Linked DNA regions of Mus musculus: region 1 is linked to region 2. Evidence: chromatin loops called from intact Hi-C (ENCODE). Cell type or tissue: gastrocnemius. All regions are shown on one strand. Each heading gives the region's core, and the rest is flanking DNA. Links, peaks and the distances in the headings are about the cores only.

What was found. Peaks named below come from ENCODE experiments on the same cell type or tissue, not always from the same donor. Only the 100,000 strongest peaks of a DNase experiment are listed, where the experiment ranks them.
Region 1: a loop joins it to region 2, with 5 times the contacts of the local background. A loop is called at or near these places in 8 of 42 quality-filtered maps.

The regions. Positions count from the first base shown.
Region 1 is chr19:53,672,922-53,683,377 of GRCm38, forward strand. Rbm20 (RNA binding motif protein 20) reads left to right here and starts at 4,385. Exons shown (of 14, transcript NM_001170847.1): 1 at 4,385-4,671. The coding sequence starts at 4,487. Gm46653 (a long non-coding RNA gene) reads right to left here and starts at 2,850. Exons shown (of 2, transcript XR_001782674.2): 1 at 2,570-2,850; 2 at 257-1,184. In gastrocnemius, for the core only: no CTCF peak of the experiment used is centred there; DNase peaks (open chromatin) are centred at 4,000 and 4,338; H3K4me3 peaks cover 3,697 bases; H3K27ac peaks cover 4,011 bases.
Region 2 is chr19:53,720,837-53,731,292 of GRCm38, forward strand. All of the region lies in intron 1 of Rbm20 (RNA binding motif protein 20), which reads left to right. Among named protein-coding and RNA genes, the nearest start is that of Gm30943, 28 kb to the right of the region's middle. In gastrocnemius, for the core only: a CTCF peak has its summit at 5,778 (motif pointing left); no DNase peak of the experiment used is centred there; H3K4me3 peaks cover 2,732 bases; H3K27ac peaks cover 4,469 bases.

The DNA of each region.
Region 1 (10,456 bases), core at 2,018-7,017, 49 kb before region 2:
CGCACACCTTTACTCCCAGCACTTGGGAGGCAGAGGCAGGCAGATTTCTGAGTTCAAGGCCAGCCTGGTCTACAGGGTGAATTCCAGGACAGCCAGGGCTACACAGAGAAACCCTGTCTCAAAAAACAAAAACAAAAATAAATTTAAAAAAACCCATCTTATTAATGACTTTACTTTGTTAATGGCTGAACAGTGAAATCGTTAAATTTCACTGCTATTAAAAAAGCAATGTTGCAAAGTGAAAATTCAAGTTGTATACATTTCAGTAAATTTTATTCCAAATGTTTAAATAATATAAAAGACCACACAAGGAAAAGGTTCTTGCCTCGCCCCAATTTGTAGAGGTGCTCACCGCTGATAATTACTTGCTTGTATAATTTCCCCAGAGATGTTCTATTTAGGACATTTAGTCATGACATAATTCTCTTGAGAGACTAGCACTTTCTTTCAGGAAATCTCTCCTGAGCCGGCAGAGACCTCCCTGTAGAGAGCTGCGCAGTCAGGAGCAGGAACCTTCTTTCTACACACCGTTTCCCACTGCTCACTTGGCTGTGTCTAGCTTTTGCTATTATGAACAATACTAGTCAATTCCCTTGAAAGTACAGCTGTGATTGGGGATATATATATATATTCCTAGGAGAGAAACTGCCAAATCAGTTTTCTGTGTTGAAATCCAAAAATACATATTTTTAGTTAGTATACAACACAATGGGTTTGACTACAGCGTTTTCATACTTGTCTATCTTCACCCCTTGCCCATACTCACCTCCTCACTGCCCTTCCCTGTGCCTTCCGCTTCCTCCCCAACACCCTTGTTGCAATGTTAATAGACAATTCCAGCTCCCATGCAGAAACTGCAGCAGTCTGCGCTTCTCCTTGCAGCAGAGAAGGAGGTCTGTGTCTCCCAGCCTCACCGGCTCTGAGAGCACCGAACTTTACCATCTAGAGGTGTACACACCGGGAAGGGCGGCACACCTGAAGTGATCCCTTCGGCAGAGGAATGATCACATCAGCCTGAAAGGTAGGCGACCCTTTGAGTAGAGGACAGTGTTACAATGATACAGAACAGCGATACAGTGTTACAGAAGAGCGATGCAGTGTTACAGAAAAGGTGCTGAGCCCCAGCTCTGCAGTTCAGTATCCCAGCGACCTTGACCTTGGACACGTTCTTCAGGCTTCTCTGTCTGCATTAAATAAACAGGTATGAGAACACAGAGCCTGAAAGCCAGTAAATTCATTATTCAGCTTATGAAACAAGGCAGGGGCCCAGTGTCACTGCAAGTTTGAGAATGACTGACCCTGGAATAACAAAGTTGCTTGTTTCTTTAAATGGTCCCATTACAATTTAGATACCACCTACTAATCTAGGGCTCTCAGAAGGTGGGTGTGGCGGATTGAATCACAGTACAGGTGCCGGTTTTTATTCCCTGGAGGATGAAACCTCATCAGGCAGTGAGCTCTCAGCTCTACACCCATCATCCAGGCAGTGTCTTCACAGGGTGACAGATAGGATTTGAAAATGGACCGGCCTAGCAGTGGTCTTGCTCTGTCCCTCAGAAGCTGGGTGGCCTTGAGCAACATTCTCATAGCTGTCTGAGAGACTCAGTTTCCTTGGTTGTAAAATACAATCATTCCAGCTAGCTCAGGGGTTACTGTCTAAAGATAAGCAAGGCACGCCTCCCGAGAAATGTCCACGCACAACAAAAGCCTCGCTGCCTGATCCTTGTGGGTCAAGGAGGGACAGGATGCTCCTGCAGAGAGGAGCAAAGAGCTGTTGCCAGCCCTCCCCTTCGTCAGACTCCCCACTGTGAAATGAAGTGGGTGACTCAGCCTTTCTCACATTTGCTTAGAGAAGCACACCCTTAGGGGATGGGAGGGCAGTTTGGATCCTAGATAATTATCTGTGTGTGTATGTGTGTGTGTGTGTGTGTGTGTGTGTGTGTGTGTCTGTGTTGTGCCACTCCTAGATAAAAATCGAGGAAAAGTAACTGCATCCCCAACTGGTTAACGCATGTAATGTTTGACTTGGAAAATAGACATGGTTGCTCACTGCAGTCCCAGGCAACATTCTGGGGGATCCAAGTACCTTAAGGTTTCTGCCAGAGCACTACCCTCCACATTGCTAATGACAAATATTAAGTTATAGCCATGCAAATAGGATTTCTGGGGGAAAATGCCTGCGGACCATAGATTTTCTTTTATTATTTATTTTAAATTTCCAAAGCCCAGTGAATTCTCAGTCTCCCTTTGCTCTCTGTATTGTCCCAGGAGGAACACTCAAAACTCACCCCCACACCTCAGTCTTTTTCCACCCATTCCCATGGAGAGAACTCCATAGAATTTCATGTTACCAAGTCTTTAATGAGAGCACTAGTGTGCCTTCCACCCACTCAGTTTCCTCGGAGTTTTAAAAATACCTTGTTCAAGTTGGCTACTATTGAACTGTAGAATCCCACTTGTAAAAATCAGCCCTTCTGCCTGCAAGAAACACCCCCACCTCGAACTTGGAGCCAGGGCCTCATTATTCCTAATTCCGTCACATTTGCTAACCAACCCTCAGAGAGGATACCTTTCCATTGGTGCATTGCAGTCCAGACAGTAAACAGATCTGCCTCATGACTACAGAGCTCTCTCCAGACGCTTTAGACGGTTCTCTGGCAACATCTGGGAAGACTTCATTCATTGTCTTTTTTGGGGAGAGTCTCAATGTTAGTTTTAGGTGTTTTCCTCCAGGGTTAAGGGAGTGTGTATGTGTGCCTGGGTAAGATGGAGTATGTGGAAGCCACACTCGAGAAGTTAGTGACAGAAATTGATCACAGAAAACTGCCCGTGTCTTCAGACACCCTGTTCTGCTTCTGAGAGGGGCCAGCAAGTAAGCCATGTTTACTTGAGAGATTTTTGCTTTTTTTTTTTTTTTTCGAGACAGTCTTTCTCTGTGTCTCCCCGGGTGTCCTGGTGCTCTGTAGATTAGGCTGGTCTCCAACTCACAGAGATCCCCCTGCCTTTGCCTCTCTAGTGAAGAGCTGGGACTAAAGGCATGTGCCACCCGCCGCCACACGTTCTGTTTTGTTTGTTTGTTTGTTTGTTTGTTTGTCAGACTTGTGTGAATTGTGAATGATGTGTGTGATGTTTAATACAAATAATCGTAACTCTAATTGGCAATGAGAGAGAGAGAGAGAGAGAGAGAGAGAGAGAGAGAGAGAGAGAGAGAGAGAGAAGCTCTCTAAGGTAGGGTGGCAGAGTAGGCAGTTTCAAGGGGAAATTGACACAAGAGTCAGGAGGGACAAAAAGTATCTTTCAGAGAGTTCAAGCAGTTGTCAGGTTTTGAGACATCTTTAGAATTTTCTGGTGTGTGAAGCAGGCAGGCAGGACTTCAGGCTGTGGGATCAGCTCGCTGCCCTCTGGCTTATAACGCACGAGAGAGGAATTTGGCCGCGGGCGTCCGTGTCTGGAACACCACGGAACAGCACAGTCCGAGAGAGCACGAGGCGGCCACTCCCCGGCCGGTGCTCAGGTGCAGGAGGGTCTGCGGGAGCAGGTGTCCCCTGTCGCCGTCTCCAGCTGCTCCGCCCTCAGAGCCTCACAAGTGCGTCGCACAGCTGCCACCCCGGTGCACACGGGTGTCCGGCGCAGGTGGGCTCCGGGCAATTAACAGAGTCGGTGAACTCTCTTCCTTATCCTTTAAATTTCCAGAGACGCTGCCAATAAATATGAAAGAAACGTGTGCCTGGTTTTCTTTTGCTCTCGTGGGAAAATTCAAAGAAATGAATCCACTGCTACCCTGTCCGTCGCCTTTGGGACCCCCGAAGCGACAGCTGGAACTACCAGCGTGGTGAGCTCCGGGGCCTGATCATCTGGGCCCCGAGATCGCAGTCCCACCCACCTAGGGAAGGATGTGACAGTGTCGGGTCCTTCCAGAGGCGCTGGCTGGGCTCCAGCCGCAGGAGGATGCCAAGCCCCGGGCGCACTTCGCGCTGGCGATGTCCTCGGGACTCTGCCGGAGCCGGGCAGCCTGTGAGCTCCGGAAGAAACTACAAGGCGGCGGAGGGCGGCTGCGGGGCGGGCCGGCGTGTCGCCCTCTCACGAGGGTGTCGCGCTGAGGAGCGCCTGGCTGGTCACCCCGAAGGGCTCGCGGTGGCGGGTGGCGGCTGCTACTCACTGTGCCTCGGGTGGACAGGCACAGTTGTCCCGGTCACCCCGCGCGCAGCAGCTCCTGGGCGTCTCGCGGCTTCCGTGGCCCCGGGGACGCCCCCTGTTCCTGTCCCTGTCCCCCGCCCCCTCCGCAGCCTCTCCAGCTTGAGCGCCGGGAGGTGGAGGAGGCGGCGCCGCGGGGACTGTCTCCTCCCCACCCTTCTCGTCTCCTCCCCACGCCACCGAGAAGGACAAGGGGACTGGGCACAGGGACCCCGGCCAGTGAGCGCTTGTGTTCCGGGACCGCCCCTCCCGCGCGCTCTTTCGCTGCGAGCCCGGGCCGGTGTCGCCGCGCATGGTGCTGGCAGTAGCCATGAGCCAGGACGCGGATCCCAGCGGTCCGGAGCAACCCGACAGAGATGCCTGCGTTATGCCCGGTGTTCAGGGGCCCTCCGTGCCCCAGGGCCAGCAAGGGATGCAGCCTCTGCCGCCACCGCCACCGCCTCAGCCTCAAGCCAGCCTGCCCCAGATCATCCAAAAGTAAGAGGGAGAATGGAGTGGGGCTGGGGTGAGCCTGGGACACACACCAGGGGCCCTCTTTTGTGGCTTCATTTCCATCCTTTGCTAAACTTCGCCCGCCCCGCTTGTGTTTGAAGTGTTGTTGGCGCTCTGAGCTGGGTCGGTGTCATTCTGGCTTGTTGGTGATATTGGGTAGAACGCAGTCAAGTTATTAGTGTGTGGTGGTGGTGGTGGTGGGGCATAATTTTTGCCTTTTCTTATGTGTTCTCTTTTCTCTTCTGATGGTACTGGATCTGTTTTAACTTCATAAGCTCGAAGTTGGGGGAAATGACCCAGAGACTATTTTTTTCATCCTTCTGATCCTTAGAGACCACTGGAATGTATTACGGTGACGATGACGGGTCAAGCGTGAGTGTGAGCGCTTAGTGAAGGGTGTGTGATAAATCGCCACTGAGAACAAAACTACCTTTAGTGGAGTCAACTAGAGATTTGGGACAAAGGGAGTTGAGGGCCTGTAAACAACGCGCAAACAGTTTACAACATGGCCCTTGCAAGGAGTTCTCAGCTGCAGAAAAGGTTTCCCCTAGATACCGTGGTGAACCTCACCGTTCTTCTTTTCATTGGTTTGGTAAGCTGGGGTGGTCAGGGGTCCCAGGAAGCCCCTTATCCCGTCTGGGAAGCGTAGAGGTAAACCGCTGGTGTTTTACTCCCTCGGCTCCTTAAAAAGCATTGTTTTGACAGTTTGAGGCCTAGAATGTCGGATTGTTCGAAGGCTCTTTATTTTGCTTCAGGCTTGGTCCACCTGTGACAAAGTCCTGAAAAATAGTTTGAGTGTTTCCACAAGTCTAATTGGAACATGTAAACTCAGGAAAACTCACATGAGGAGCTGGGGTTTTTTGTTGGCTGTTCTGATCTTGGGGATTCTGTAAACTCACTACGATGCACTAAGGAAAAAAAAAGCAAACATGGAAAAGGAAATGGAAGCAAATAGTAGTCAACTCTGAATGGCTTTAAAAAGCGAGTTATCTAATAGAAAAGAGTGAAAACTCAAATTTGCCATCAATAACAGGGAGGGGGGGTGTCGCGTTTCAGGACAAAATGGTTTCCTATCTGTTGGCTGGTTGACTCCTAAAGTCCTATTTAACTTTGATATTTTACATAACTTTTAGCTACTTGCAATTTGCAACTTTTTAAAAGTGAAAAGTTTCCTAAGGTGGTCCTTTTTCCTCTCTTTGTAAAGCGGTCCAGCAAATCCTAAAGAGAACTGACACTTTATATATCTCCTGAAGTTTCACTTCGATCCGCAACGTAAATAGAGGTCAACTGATAAAAACTGCTTACATCTAAAGTCTTTTTTACTAAAGCATTCAAATTGATCAGTTGTGAATTTGAAACTATTATCTTTCTCTGTGAACCAGTGATGTGTGTACTGAAATCAGCCCGCATGTTAAATTTATCAAAACCGCTTTGTTTTTTAGTAATTAGCCTGAGTTTCCCCTCAGTTTTAAGTAGAAGAAAACTAGGAACTTCTTATTCCCAGAAAAGAAATCTTCACAAATGGCTATTTAAAGTACTGCCAGGTAGGAAAAACATTTCAATTTGTGAAAATGGATAATTTAAGATGCATTTTAGTTTCTTCATAGAATTAATAATGTAAACTATACATTTATTATCTTATTTGGAAAATTCCATCTCTGGAATATGTTATTTTAAAAAGACATGAGGGACCCTTTCAAAGATGGCTCCTTCTGCATATAGGCCAGAATGGAGTCCTGCAGAAGTGTCCATGGCCTGGCGATAGGCCTGTGTTCAAGGACAATGTGTAAGGCGGGTGGATGTGCCCATGGGATTTGATGTTCGTGCTCTTGTATTTCAGAGCTTTTCTTTATAAGGAAGATTTGGGGTTTGTGTCTCCCTCTGTGCCACAGAAATTCCGCTGGAACCAGGCTCAACACGGCAAAGTGCTTTGCGGGCCCATCTGTAATGCGCTGAAACCTGAGCGGGCTATTTTGAAACTACGTTTGCATAATTTAATCTGAGCGACCATTTTTATGTTGTTAGGAGGTAGTGTTTTCATCAGCCATCTTCGAGAAGAGGTAGCGGGGTTGCCTGCCTTTGGCCGCAAATGAATCGCCTGGCCTTGGATTTGGAGGCATTTGTGATCTAAAGCTGTGGGGAAATTTTTTTTTTTTTAAATTGAAACCTATATTAAACCTTCTAAGTGAATCTTCAGTTTTTGCAGTTAGTTCAGTGAGGTCAGTAAGTCATCCCTAAGTTTTACTCTCTTTGAAAATGATGGAGACATCAATCTTTTGGTGGTGTGGCATTGAGGGGTTATAGGACTCTTTTCACCTTTTAAGGTCTGTGTTGGCTGATTAGCAATGGTTTTCCATTTCGATCGAGGTCAATGACTTTGGTAAAGTCATTGGTGAAGATGGAAACAGACTTTGTCTTCATGCTTTATACGAAGTCTTAGAGCTGTGCTTAACTGATCAAACGCTTGCAGTGCCATGATGAATCGCGGGACTTAGTGAGTGTTTGTTTTACTGCAGCCTGTCTCACCACTTGGGCGGTTGTGTCTCCAGTTCATCTGTAGGGTCCTTCTGTTCAGATCAGGTGTATGTATGCTCTTGGTTTTCTCTGTGTTCTTAACACGAGTTGAGAGCCAGCCAAGCTCCTGTGGCTCCCTTATGTCTGTCCCTGACATAAGAAACATCGGCCAGTTTACAATCACATAACTAGGGTCTTGGGAAAGTTTTGTTTTAAATGTGTGTTCTGCAAACTGGCCAAAGTGAAGTTGTCCTTGTATCATAGAAGGCTCTTTCTAAGCCCTTTGCAAAACATGAAATATAAAAGTGCCTTAAGAAAAGATGAGTTAATAAATCAAAATAATTTGAAGATTAAAAAAAGACATGGACTTATATTTCATATTAGCAGAAGAAAACATTGGTTTTTGTTGGCAAATGCTTTATCAAGACCTATACTCTCAACTATTGATGCTAGTTTCCAAAATTATTTTGTTTTAATTGTGTGCTTCAACCTTGAATACAATCTTTGATTTATAAGACATTATAAACATTGATGTACCACAGGCATTTAAATTCTAGATTATAAATTTCGAAACTATCAGAATAAAGATACAGTTGCAATTGTATAAGGTGGATGTCAATGGACAGATGGGATTACAAGAGCTACCACTAAGTACAAGGAAAAGAACCAAACACACACACCTTTATGAAGCAAATCACAAAGATGATTTCTCTAAATTATTTGACTTGCTGTAGGATTGCTTTTATTAATGTGAGGCATCAGGTTGCATATTTAAGTATGGATGAATTTCTTTCTTCCCAGATCACTTTCACAAGCAAATAAAAACCAATTGGTTTAGTGATTGTTAACTAGCATCCCAGCATGGGAGTGCGGCTTAAAGACTCAAGTCCAGCTTTGAGTTCTACTTAAGTGTTTGCTTAGTGTTAGTCAGTTTGTTCTCTGTGCCCGAAGGCTAAGTACTTAGAGTAGAAAATGTTACAAGTAGCCTCTCCAATAGCAGATAATCTAACAGACTGCCTCCATTCAGAGCGCTCTCCATGTAATGGTTAGGGGTTATGTGATATCCATCAACTTGATGGGCATGCTAATGAGTCTATAGACAATTAGGGGGAGGAATTAAGTATTCGCCAAAAAGAGACATTATTTCACAGACACGTTTCGTACTTTTCTGGAAAGCAGATGGAGTCTCTAACATCTGTGTCAGTTCCTAATATCAATTTGAGCCCATTTTCCAGGGGAATAGGAATACATTTGTAGAAGGAATTTTGGAAATTTTAAACACCATCTTAGACTACACGCAAGACAAGTATTTGGCAGGGAAAACATCTGCGAGGATTAAGTTAGCCCGAGCAGGGGAGAAAGAAACGGGTCCTTGTTAAAGCTCTGAAGTATCTGCTTCTCCAGAAAGCCCCTGAAAGCCATTTTTTTTTTAAATGAAATTTTACTCGAAAGCTCCTCTTTCCCCTGTAAGTGTTTCTGGATAATAAGGATAGCGGTGCAGTTTTGAGTTTTTCTCAAATTGCCTGAAAGATCAGTATTATGAAATGTAGAACATTGTTCCCTTTAGTCACAGTAAATGACTGCCCACATGGCACACAGTGACGGCTCAAATGCCTGTGCTGGCGGAAAGGAGAAAACTTGCTTTGGCCTTTTCTTCTATCTACTTCTTCATTTGCTATCACCTTGGAAGTTTGTGACTAACGATTTCTTCGATTTCTTGGCAGGGGCATCTGTTACCTGGATGTGAACTCTGGTGGGCTGAGATCTTTTTGCCTGCCCTCATAGTCTGGGGTTGGGGATTCTTAACCCACGTGGCAAATGACTCCCATTACCCACCCTCCACCCCACCCCTGCTCTGATATATTTTTCTTGCGACTGTAAGGTTCTTGCTGGCAGTTAAAGTGATTTCCTTTTTCCCCCTGCCCACGTGGCCAATCCTCAGGCAAACATTGTAATCGAAATGCCCAACTTTGATAAACAAAAATGCAAAAAAAAAAAAAAATGCTGGGAACCCACGGGATGTCACCAAGAGATAGAAATTAAACTGGGCAGCAGAAACATGGAGGCTAAAGACAGGAGGCAGCTGAACCAGTGGTATGGAAATGCTGAAGAGCAGTTTCCCACCCTGTGGTGATCTAGTTGGGCGTGGCCTAATTGATTTTATTTTGTACATTTTAGCATAGTGTTTCTATGGCTCCACATTTCCGGTGTAAGGGTCTGCTGGAAGTATTTGGAATGTTGAGAAGTTTTGCCAAAAGTAAAAAGATCTATAATGTAGGATTAGAGAAAATACAATTGTCAGTCAGCCGGAAACAGCAAAGCAACCCTTTCTTCCCTAGTTAAGAAGAGGGGTGATCTTGGTACCCGGTCTGCTGCCATGCTTCATGTGGCCTGTTCCCACCTGTCATGGGCAGGGACTTCCTGATTTTAATCACGAAGCACATATTTTTGAATCTGCAATGTACACCGGATTTCCAGCCCTCCTGGTGGGCTCCGAGAAGGCTCAGTGGGTGGTCATTGTTTGCCTCTCACCCAACTGGGAAGCTTGACTAGGCTAGCCTGGGGACTGCTATCACCTCCTGTCATTTGAGGAGGTGGTGGAAGACAAGGTCCCCGCCCCCCTCCATGCTTTCTCCTTCCTGTGTTTTAGGTATGTTACAGATATTTAATACGCAAAGCCTTCCTTAAGTTCTACGGCTGCTGCTGGGTTTTACAAGAGAGGTCCCCTGATGGTTTACAAGGCAATGTTTTCATCTTGCTGACAGCAGACCTGGAGGGATGGGGCACATACTGATGCTCAAAGTACTTTATGGGTAGGAAGGGGGGCGTGAAGCAACTTGGGTGAAGATGTTGTGTTAATAACTCGCAGCTCAGTTTGCAGAATAAATCTCACCATGTGTTCAAAAGCAGAAGCAGGGGGTCGTGCATGTGTCTGGGGGGGCGTCATTACCCGATCATCCGGCTTTCACGCCACTTTTCTCTCCTTTAATGTGGGTGTTTGCCTCCAGGATGGACCAGGGCCCCTTGCCTCTGTCTTTTCTTCGCACCTGCTTTCTCTCCATCACACGTCACCTCTCGCTTACCACTTTCTCCTATGGCCGACTGAGAAGACTCTACTCCAGGCTACCTAGACAGCTCAAATACTTCTCAATGTTGTAACTTCTCTGCAGAATCTTCCCTAACTATGTTTCTGAATTTTATTAGCTCAACCTTTAAAAAAGAACAAGGTATTCTGAAGCTTAGGCAAACCCCAGAT
Region 2 (10,456 bases), core at 2,844-7,843:
AATTTAGTTCTCATCTACTGATGCTATTTTGGGAAATTTGTGGGATCTTTGGGAGGCAGGACCTGACTAGAACCGGATTGCTAAACGACAGGCCTTGAGGTTTTAGCCAGGACCCCTACCCCCTGACCTCACTTCTCGTCCTGTCTCTGCTTCCTGTTCTACTGAGAGGAGTCTCAACTGCATACTCTGTGGCCATAAAGCCTGCTTGCCACTGTGCCTTCCGGACCACGATGGACTGTGTCCCTTTAAACCACGAGCCCACAGAAACCCTTCCTCCCTGAAATTGCTCATCAGGTGTCCTATCACAGCACCAAAGAAAGCAACTCTATGAAGTTCAGTGGCCATCATCATGGGTGTGAAGTGTCAACACTGTGACAGCAGCCACCATGGTGGGTGTGAAGCGACAACAGCGGCTTTGGTTTGCATTGCTCTAACAGCTAATGACAATGAGCACCTTTTAACATGTTTCATTAAATGCCTCTCGTGTATCTTTGGAGAGATGCCTGTCATGACCTTTGCCTACTTTTGGATTTGGTTGTTTTTAAATTGCTGAGTTGTAGGATTTCTTTGGTCTATCCTGGAGGTGTACCCATTATCAGATAGATGTGGTTTGTATGTATTTCCTCCCAGTCTAGGGATTATCCTTTCACTGTCTTTTTAAGATTTACTTATTTATCATCTGTAAGTACATTGTAGCTGCCTTCAGACATTCCAGAAGAGGGAGTCAGATCTCATTACAGATGGTTGTGAGCCACCATGTGGTTGCTGGATTTGAACTCAGTACCTTCGGAGGAGCAGTCAGTGCTCTTAACCGCTGAGACATCTCTCTGGCCCCTCCTTTCACTGTCTTGATGATGTTCTTTGCTGCAGACTAGTTTTTATCTTGAGGGTGTTCTATTTACCGGTGTCTTCCTTTGCCTTGCACTCTAGGGCCATATGTCAGAGACCTGGCACTATTCCTTCTCACACAACTCAGTTCTGTGGTTTAGGCTTTTGATATTTATTTCTATTTGTTTATGTGTCTGTGTGAGGCAATGTCATGTTTGCAGGATGTTAGAAGAGGGTGTGGGATGCCCTGGAGCCGGACTTGAGTCAGTTACAAGCTGCCAGACGTGGGTACTGAGAACTGTACTCAGGTTCTCTGGAAGAGCAGAAAGCAGGCTTCACTGCTGAGCCATCTCTCTGGGCCCACATGTATGTGTTCTTGTATAGTGTATAAAGTAATGGTCCATTTGTTTGCATGTGGGTATCCAAATTTTCTTTTTTCTCTTTGTTCTGTGTTTGGGTGTTTTGCCTACACATATATACATGTGCCATGTGTGTACCTGGAATCTGTAGAGGCCAGAGAAGGTGTTGGATCCCCTGAAACTGAAGTTACAGATAGTTGTGAGCCATCATGTGGGTGCTGGGAATGGAAGCTGGGTCCTCTGAAAGAGCAGCCAGTGTTCTTAGCTGCCGAGCCATCTCTCTGACCTTACAGATTTTCCAGTATGATTCATCAACAAGACTTTTCTTTTCTCATCGAATGGTCTTTTTGAGACACTTGTTGAAAATTAATTAACCGTGTGAGCATGCGTTTCCTTTTATGGGCTGTGTGTTCTAGTCTATTGGTGTTTATGTTTGTCTTTATGCCAGTATGCCACCTCTGGTTACTGCAACTTGTAGATAATTTCAAAATCGGGCAGTGTGGGCTTTCCAGCCTTGTCCTTATTTTTGGAGATTATTTTTGCTATTTGTCTTTTGAGAGCCTGTGTGAATTTGGGGATATTTTTTCCTACTTTTGAAAGAATTCCATTTTGATAAGATTACATTGAATAAAAAATATTTTATGTTTTACAACATGACTATTTGTTTATTAACTATAAAAGTTCAGAAAGGACAGAAGGGAGGTAGCAGAGGCAGACAGACAGACAGACACACAAAGAAATACATTTAAATCTCCTTACATGTAACATCATATCATCTGTGAGAAAAAATTTACTTCTTAAATTTCAATTTAAATGGTTTTTCTTTTCTTGCCTCATTCCTTTGGTTAGAATCTCTAGCCAAATGCAGTAGAGATGGCATCCTTGCTTTGCTCCTGACACTGGGGAAAAGTGTTTCAATCTTGGTTGTCTTTAAATCTTTTAAGTCTTTGATGTTAGGTATGCATTAGCCTTGGGCTTCTCATAGACATTTATTCTGTTGAGAAGGTTCATTCTATCCCAGTGTATTGAGTTTTCATTTTTAATCGTGAACAGGGGTTGGAGTGTTGCCACATACTTCTTCATGCATCGAGCGAATGACTGTGTTACTCTCCTTGTGTTGTTAATGTACTGTGGTTCCATTTATTGATTTCTAAAATCTTGGCCCACCCTTGCATTTGGGGACTAAGTTTCATTTGTCATGTTGCTGTAACAGAATTCCTGAAAAGAAGCAACCCAGGGGAGGGAAGAAGGGTTTGTTTTGACATAGTGTGAAGGGACAAAGTCTGTCACAGTCAGGATGACCTGGTGTCAGAAACCAGAGGTCATGTGGTCACACGGCACCCAGCCTGGGAAGGGTGCTGCACAGTTAGGGTCTTCCAACTTCAGTTTCTGTAACCCAGTAAACCTGCAGACACGTGCAGAGATTGGTTTTCAAGGTGACTCTATATCCTGCTAAGCTGACAGTTGATATGAACCAGGACGGACATGGGGTGCACGTCCTTACTACATTGTCAAGTTCTGTCTCCAAGCCTTCTGGTGATGGTCTTTACATCATTTGTACGCAAAGACCGTTTGCTGTGTAGTTTTCTTTCCTCCTAGTGTCTTTTCTTTTTTTTTTTTTTTTTTTTTTTTTGGTTTTTTCGAGACAGGGTTTCTCTGTGTAGCTCTGGCTGTCCTGGAACTCACTCTGTAGACCAGGCTGGCCTCGAACTCAGAAATCCACCTGCCTCTGCCTCCCAAGTGCTGGGATTAAAGGCGTGTGCCACCACGCCCGGCTCCTAGTGTCTTTTCTGATCTTAATATTAGGATTGTTGTCCTCAGAGAACAGGAAGGGCTTCTCTAGCCTTTTCTGGTTTGCAGAGCACTTCAGGAAGGGTTTGGGTTCTTTAAAAGCTCCGTAGAGGGGGCTGGTGAGATGGCTCAGTGGGTAAGAGCACCCGACTGCTCTTCCAAAGGTCAGGAGTTCAAATCCCAGCAACCACATGGTGGCTCACAACCATCCGTAACAAGATCTGACGTCCTCTTCTGGAGTGTCTGAAGACAGCTACAGTGTACTTACATATAATAAATAAATAAATCTTTAAAAAAAAAAAAAAAAAAAAAAAGCTCCGTAGAACACACCAGCGGGCCTCTCCAGCTAAACGGCTCCTTTCACTGGGAGAAAGTTGATTCCATTGCCTTATCTGTCATAGTGCTTTCCTAGTTTATGCCTTCCCATGGCACTGTGTGTTTCTAGGCACTTTCCCCATCTCCAGCATGAGCATGGACATGGCCTTTGACATTATTTACCTGTTGAGTGCTGGTGATGGGACTTAGGGCCTTGCACATGCTAGGCAACTGCTCTTCCACTGAGCATGACCCAAGCACGACCATTTTAAAACTGCAGGGTTGGTAGGTTAGCTACTCTTCTTCGTTTTACTGAATTACTTTCTTGTCTAAGAATGATACTCATTTTAAATGGCATATTTATCTCAAGAATATATCAAGGAATATGAAGATTTCGCTTACATATATTAACATTAATATATTATATTCTTGTCATATGAAGTGGGAATGCACATATAAATTTATTAAACTACATATATTGTCATTAATATATTCTATTCTTGCCATATTAAAATGGGAGAGTATATGTAAATTTGTCAAACTATATATATTTATCAAACTACATATATCATTGATATATATTCTGTCCTTGCCATATTAAAATGAGAGAGTGCATATGAATTTATTAGACTACATATGAACTGTTTTAACATGCCAATGACATAGTTTAGATTACAGGGCCCCCGTGAAGTTGTTGGTAAACCGTCGTTGTCGATGGATAGGTAGCCTTACGTTTGGTAAACTGGCTTGGTTTTCATGTGGTGTTTAACCTACTTAAGTCTGTCCGACAGAATGAACCAGTGATATATTTGGCTCAGGTTTCAATTTCTCAAGTTTCTCATCGGTAACTGGGTCAGAGAGTTAGGACGGGGCAGACGCACCTGTGTGGGAGGAGATTCATGGGTTCCCCTCCTGCTGGTCCTCGGGCAGGTGTTTTATGGTAGCCAGTATTTATGGAGTATCCCTGTCATGAGACAAGCTCTTCAGTAATCATAGGGATTCCCATGATCTAGAATAGTCTCACACAAAGCACGCAACATCTTGCACTTTGGGAGAACCACGGACCGAGACCATACCTAAGCAGGAACCTTAATCCTCCAAGAACATAGTCCTGATATCCCATTTGAGGTTGGAGCGTGTTCCCCCTGCTCCCATTACTAAGGCCAATCCATCCTTGGGTACAGCTGCTTAGCTGGGTTAGCATGGCCCTTAGGTTGGGAGCTTAAATAACCTTCTTTTGGGGGCCGTAGTGAAGCTGTTGGTAAATATTTGCCGGGGCCTTGGGAATTTTCTAAAACTGTATATGAAAACTGACCACTCTCTCTAGAGAAGAATCTAAGACGAAGTAGGAATTCGTCTCTCTTACCAGAGCAGGAGGCTGGACTCTAGTTAACTCAGGGAAGGAATTGTGCAGAGGAGGGGAGTGAAGAGGTTTAAATTCTTAGTAGCTCTACTCAAGTGATCAGTGGGTGAGAGACTGGGTTAAAATGGTAGTTTTTGAACCACGGGCTTATTGACATCCTTGCACTGACTTTCACCATAAGGAAGCATTTCAGTGTGGGAAAACATGCCTTATGAAGTCACACAAAAAGCTGACGGGGTTAACTTGGGAGTTGTAATGATTTTGAAGCACACTGTTAGCCATGTTGGGAAGGAGTAGCACCCTGAGCCATTGGCCTTCCACAGGAAGGCAGATGTGCGCCAAGAAAGATCAGCAAATATCCAGGTGGTGGGGGCAACGCGCTTTTGCTCTCAGCACTTGGGAGGCAGAGGAACTGTGGATCTCTGTGAGTTCGAGGCCAGACTGGTTTACAGAGCAAGATCCAGTACAGCCAGGGTTACATAGAGAAACCTTGCCCCCCTTTCCATCTCCCCCCCAAAAAAAGACCAGACATCTGTGGTCCAGACCTTGTACCTCCACCTCCTGGGCTGCACTCTAATGGAAAGATCACAGATGTGGTCTTTCAGGTGTTGTTATTTCAAGGGTTTTAAAACTTCTCCACACAGGATTGAATTTCATTAGGACATCCTTAGACAGCAAGAAGAAAGGTGGCATCCTGGGTACTGAAGTCCTTAAGTTTTCTGACTCCTGCTGAGTGATGTCCCATAGTTGCCTGTAGTTTGACTCACATGCTCTCTTGCTCTGCAGCAAGGTTGGAAACTTAGCATGAAATAAATAATTAGATCTCAGCCTCCACAGGTGCGGAGGCATAAATAATCCAAGCGCACACTGCCCGGGCATTCCATACCATGGGCCATTTAGATTTAATGTCCAGGCATTCGCTCGTAACTGAATACGTCAGAGTGCACCTCCTGCCAGGGACAGCGAGGGCTGCTATTTCAGAGCAGCGTGCTAGCCTGTCTGCTGGAAGGCTGCCTCCACCCTCTGACGCTGCTAGAGAGACCCTTTGGCTGGCTTAGTCGCTGAGAAAGTTCACTAGCCCCCGACCTAGTACAGAGGCTGGAACCCATAATGGAGACCTCTTGTGGTTGAAGGAAGTAGGGGAATCTATTAAAGGAAGAACCCAGCTAATGGCCCATTTAACCAGAGCCGTATGGAGAAGTGGACAAGTTCACGGATGGACAGGGATTTAAAAATCTTTACTCTCAGAGTCATGTGTTTGAACCTGAGACCATGTGACTGTTGGGGAGTGACCGAAAGTGGGTGTCGTTTTTCTGCTTCAACAGCAAATCCCGTGAAGGGCACTCAGAGGTAGCAATTCCTTTTCTGGTAAGCAAAGGTGAGAGTACAACTGTTGGCTGTAAGTCTGTCTGCACCGTTCATGTGGCTGTGCACTGGGCACGATCTAGTGAGTTTGTCAAGTGTGCCAAGGCGACTGCACCGTGATGCTCTGTGCTTCCAGAGCATGCGCATGCCTGGCCAGTGCCATTGACAGCGGATCCTGGGAACAGCAGCAGCTATGGCATGGGGTAGGTAGTTGGAAGGCAAACTCTAGGGCCCTTCTCCCCGACGTACTTGCCCAGTCTGTAAGGTGGGCCCAAGCATGTTTCAACAAGCCTTTTGGGGATTCTGATGCCTGTTGAAGCTTGGGCACCATTGACTTGGAGTATTTTGGGCCAGAGAAATAATCTAGGAATCATGCACGTGCACACACGTGTGCACACGCATGCACACCTACTGCTCATCATCTGTGGGATGTCCTGCAGCTGGTTGCAGGAGAATCAGTCAGACTTAAAATACTTAGTTGATAAATATTCCCTGCAGGTGGGCCTTTTCAACCAAACTTAAGCTCCTCCTTTGGCCACGCCCAGTCTCAGGTTTCTAAATTCTTTGCTTAGTCACCTCTAGGGAAATAGGTGTGGTGAAAGGCGAGAGGCATCCTTCAATTACTGATTGCACAAGGAGCCGTTCAGGTGTGTGTTGAATGACTGACTGCCTTGTGTAGGTCTGGGCTGTGGGCACCCTGTCCCCAAGGTTAGAGCTCTGAGGGAGGCATACAGGGAGAGTCACCCTGTGAGTGGCTGAGAGAGAAAGAGGCGCTCACAATGCTACATCTGGGAGGATCTAGATGGGCCAAGGGCACACATGGCTGGGGTGGTGGTTGGGAAAGGCTCCAAGGAGAAAGCGCTTAGCCTGGACGGTGTCTTGGAGGGCAGTCAGGGGGGCAGCAGGATGCCGACAGAAGGGAACAGAGGACTTTATTAATTAAAGTGCTTTCTTCAGCCACAGAGGTGGGGCTCTCTAGTTTACTTTAAAAATTATTTTATGTATGTAGCTGTTTTGCCTGCGTGTATGCCTGTTCATCTCCCGATGCCCAGGAAGGTCAGAGAAGAGCACTGGATCCTCAGGACATGGAGTTGGAGGTGGCTGTGAGCTGCCCTTGGGTGTTGTGAATGGAAAAGTAGCCAGTGCCCTTGACTGCTGAGCCATCTCTTCCTGTCTTGTTTCCTTTTTTCACTGAGTCACACTCATACTGCATACAGTATCCATCTTGAGGAATGTTTACGTACGTCTTCACCCTTGCAAACACTGTTAGGTTCAAATGTGAAACCTTCCTGTCTGCAGCCATCTGGTTCCACTCACCTCCATAACCATAAATTACTTTTGCTGGAGTCTTTTTAGTCTATAGGCTCCCCACCCCCACCCCCCAGGCTCGCTCTCTCTGGCCATATTTATTTCATATATGTGGGGACACTGTCACTGTCTTCAGACACAGCAGAAGATGGCATCGGATCCCATTACAGATGGTTGTGAGCCACCATGTGGTTGCTGGGAATTTAACTCAGGACCTCGGGAAGAGCAATCAGTGCTCATAACCGCTGAGCCATCTCTCCAGCCCCACCTATAGGTTTTCTGAACCCAAATTTTCTTATCCTCAGAGCCAAAGCTTGCCAGCAGATGGAGTATGGCTTTCATTTATGTGATTTCCTTGGCCCACAAAGTATATTTTTAAAAAAGAACATGGCCAACATTTAAAAATTGGGAGTTTCATAAAACATTCAGATTGTCTGGCATGGGGCCGGGGATGCGGCTGGGTTGATAGAATGTATACCTAGCATGTGCTGGGCCCTAGATTTGATTCCCAGCACTGCAGAAACCTTACGTGGTTGTAGACATCAGTAATCACAGCCTTTGGGAGGTAGAGGCAGGAGGATCAGGAGTTCAAGATCACCCTTGGCTACCTACAGAGTTTGGTGCCAGCCTGAGCTACATGAGGCCAGACCCTCCCACCCCCTGCAGTGCAGGCACCTGCCTGCTGTTCACAGACAGGAGAGCTGGGGCATTGCTCATGAGGCTGCTGTGCACGCAGCCAGAGTATGGTACAGTCCTCCTCTGTCAGTCACTTCTGACCCCTCGGAGCCACCACGCTGCCCGTGGCCTGGCCCCTGAGCTGACCTGGGTTCTTACAACCATCACAGATCCTTTCCTCAAGCCTTGCCTCATACCCCATCTCCTAGGAGGCTTCCGCTCACCAGCCCCTGCCTCTCTCGCTAAATGACACCTTTGACTTCCTATTGGCACATCCACACCGCCAGTCCATCCCAAGCCACACATCCACTTACATGGCAGGACAAAAAAAAAAAAATTCCGTTTTTAATTTCAATTTTTGTGTTTTCAAAATGCGTATCAGGTATTTCTGCATGTGTGTCCATACCTGGTGTCCACCGAGACCAGAAGAGAACGTCAGATCCCCAGGACTTGGCGTTTCAGACTGTTGTGAAGGGTGATGGGAATTGAACCTGGGTCCTGTCAAAGAGTAGTTAGTGCTCTTCACCACTGAGCCATACCTCCAGCCCCAAAGGTCTATTTTTTTTTTAAACTAGAGATTGCGTGGCCTCTGGGAAGCTCTTGCTTTTTATTTCTTAAATTCATTTCCTGATGCTCCACACAGCTCTGAGCATGCAGCAGGCCCCAGTCATCACAGGCCATGGACCTGGAGTAAGGAGGCTTCAGGGGAGGCCAGCGGAGGGTAGTCAGAGTCAGAGGAGTCCCAGCCCCTTCCTGCCAGGTGCCCTCCACAGGGGGCCGATGGGAAGCCCGCGTGTCCCCGAGAACCTAGTATCCCTACAAGAGAGCTGATACCCTACGAGGAAGGCACTGACACACGCTTGTCCGGCCACAGGCATCCCAGACAGTGTCACCTAAGGTGCCACCAGAGTTCTCCTCTTTCAGCCTGACAGAGCACCCCTGTCAGGGGATGGCAGGGGAAGGGTCACCGAAGGCATCTCGGAGCTGGGAAAGGAAGGTGTCATTTTGATGGCCATTCCCCTCAGCCTTCTGCCATGCCCCATTGAGAGCCTTGGGCACCTAGCTCCGTCCCACTTTTAGCTTCTGACGCAGTGACACTGATTGCTAAAAGCAACTCGGTTACAAATAACACCACCATGCCTTGTAACACAGCCTCCTCCAAAAGCGCTGCAGACGCTGGCCAAGGCTGCTGACCTTTCCTTGGTAAACCTCTGTTCGCAGAGCAGCCAGCCAGATCACTGCCCTGCAGGTGGGGCAGCAGAGAGCCACCTCATCGGCTGGGGTTCTGTTAGATGTCACTCCGTGTGCAGGGTTCCAAGAATGACTTGGCGTCTTGACAGGGAACATGATAGAATGTCAGGACCTAAGCTAATGCAAAATATGTCTTGCCCAGCCAAGTCATGCACAGGCAATGCTAAGAAGCCATCGGTCCTTCACCATGCACCATGTGGCAGGGGGGCTCACGGATGAGCCCAGTGATGATGGAGATATAGCACACAGTGGCTTCTGGTGCAGAATGTGGGATTCGGAAAAGCAGGAGGGCCTCTCTTTTCAAAAGGCACATTTAAAAAACACCCGCTTCCCGTTCCTCTTCCCCTTCTGACCCCTCCACCCATTTTGTTCCTTCTTCTTTTCTCCTACCTTACTGGGTTTATCTGGTTCATGGTGGGTCATCAACACCAGACTCCAGGTGACAAGCTTGTCTAGGTTTACAGGAGCTACACTCCCCCACCCCCAAGTCTCCCCTGTAGATAAGAACCGGATAGGAACAGTAGGTTTCATGCAAGTGTCTGCCTCGGGCAAGTTAGGTGGACATTAGCAACTATAAAATGATTCTTCAGAGTCCACTATGGGGGAGCTGAATGGATTAACATGAAGATGTGTTTAGCTGCCATCAGAAAACTGGCAGTCTGTGGATTAGAGGGATGTCTGACATTTACTTAATGGGATGACTGGAGGCAGATGCCCCTGGCTTGGTTTGTAGGCTCCACAATGTCTAAGGGGCTCAGAGACTGTCTACCTTTGGTTTTCATGCCTGGAGCCTTTTCTTCACAGACAGTGAGTGACACGGGGCCTGAGGGCGCAGAGACATCAGAAACCAAAGCAAGAAATAAGTTGGGATTGCTCCTTCCGGTAGGCAACAAAAATTCTACCTACTCTGGGGGTGAATGTTTTCAGACCTGTGGCAAGGACTCTGTTTCATTTTGTGTGTGTGTGTGTGTGTGTGTGTGTGTGTGTGCGCGCGTGCGTGCGTGCTTGTGCGTGCAACACCGTGTGTATAGATAGAAGTTAGAGGAGAAGTTTGAAGACTGGGTTCTCTCATTTTACCATGAGGGTTTCAGGGACAGAAGTCAGGTTATCAAGTTTGGTGGCAAGTGACCTCTCACCAGTCCAGAAAATGTCCTTTCTCGACAAAACCCATTGCGGAGACCTGAATTATTTGGGGCTATGA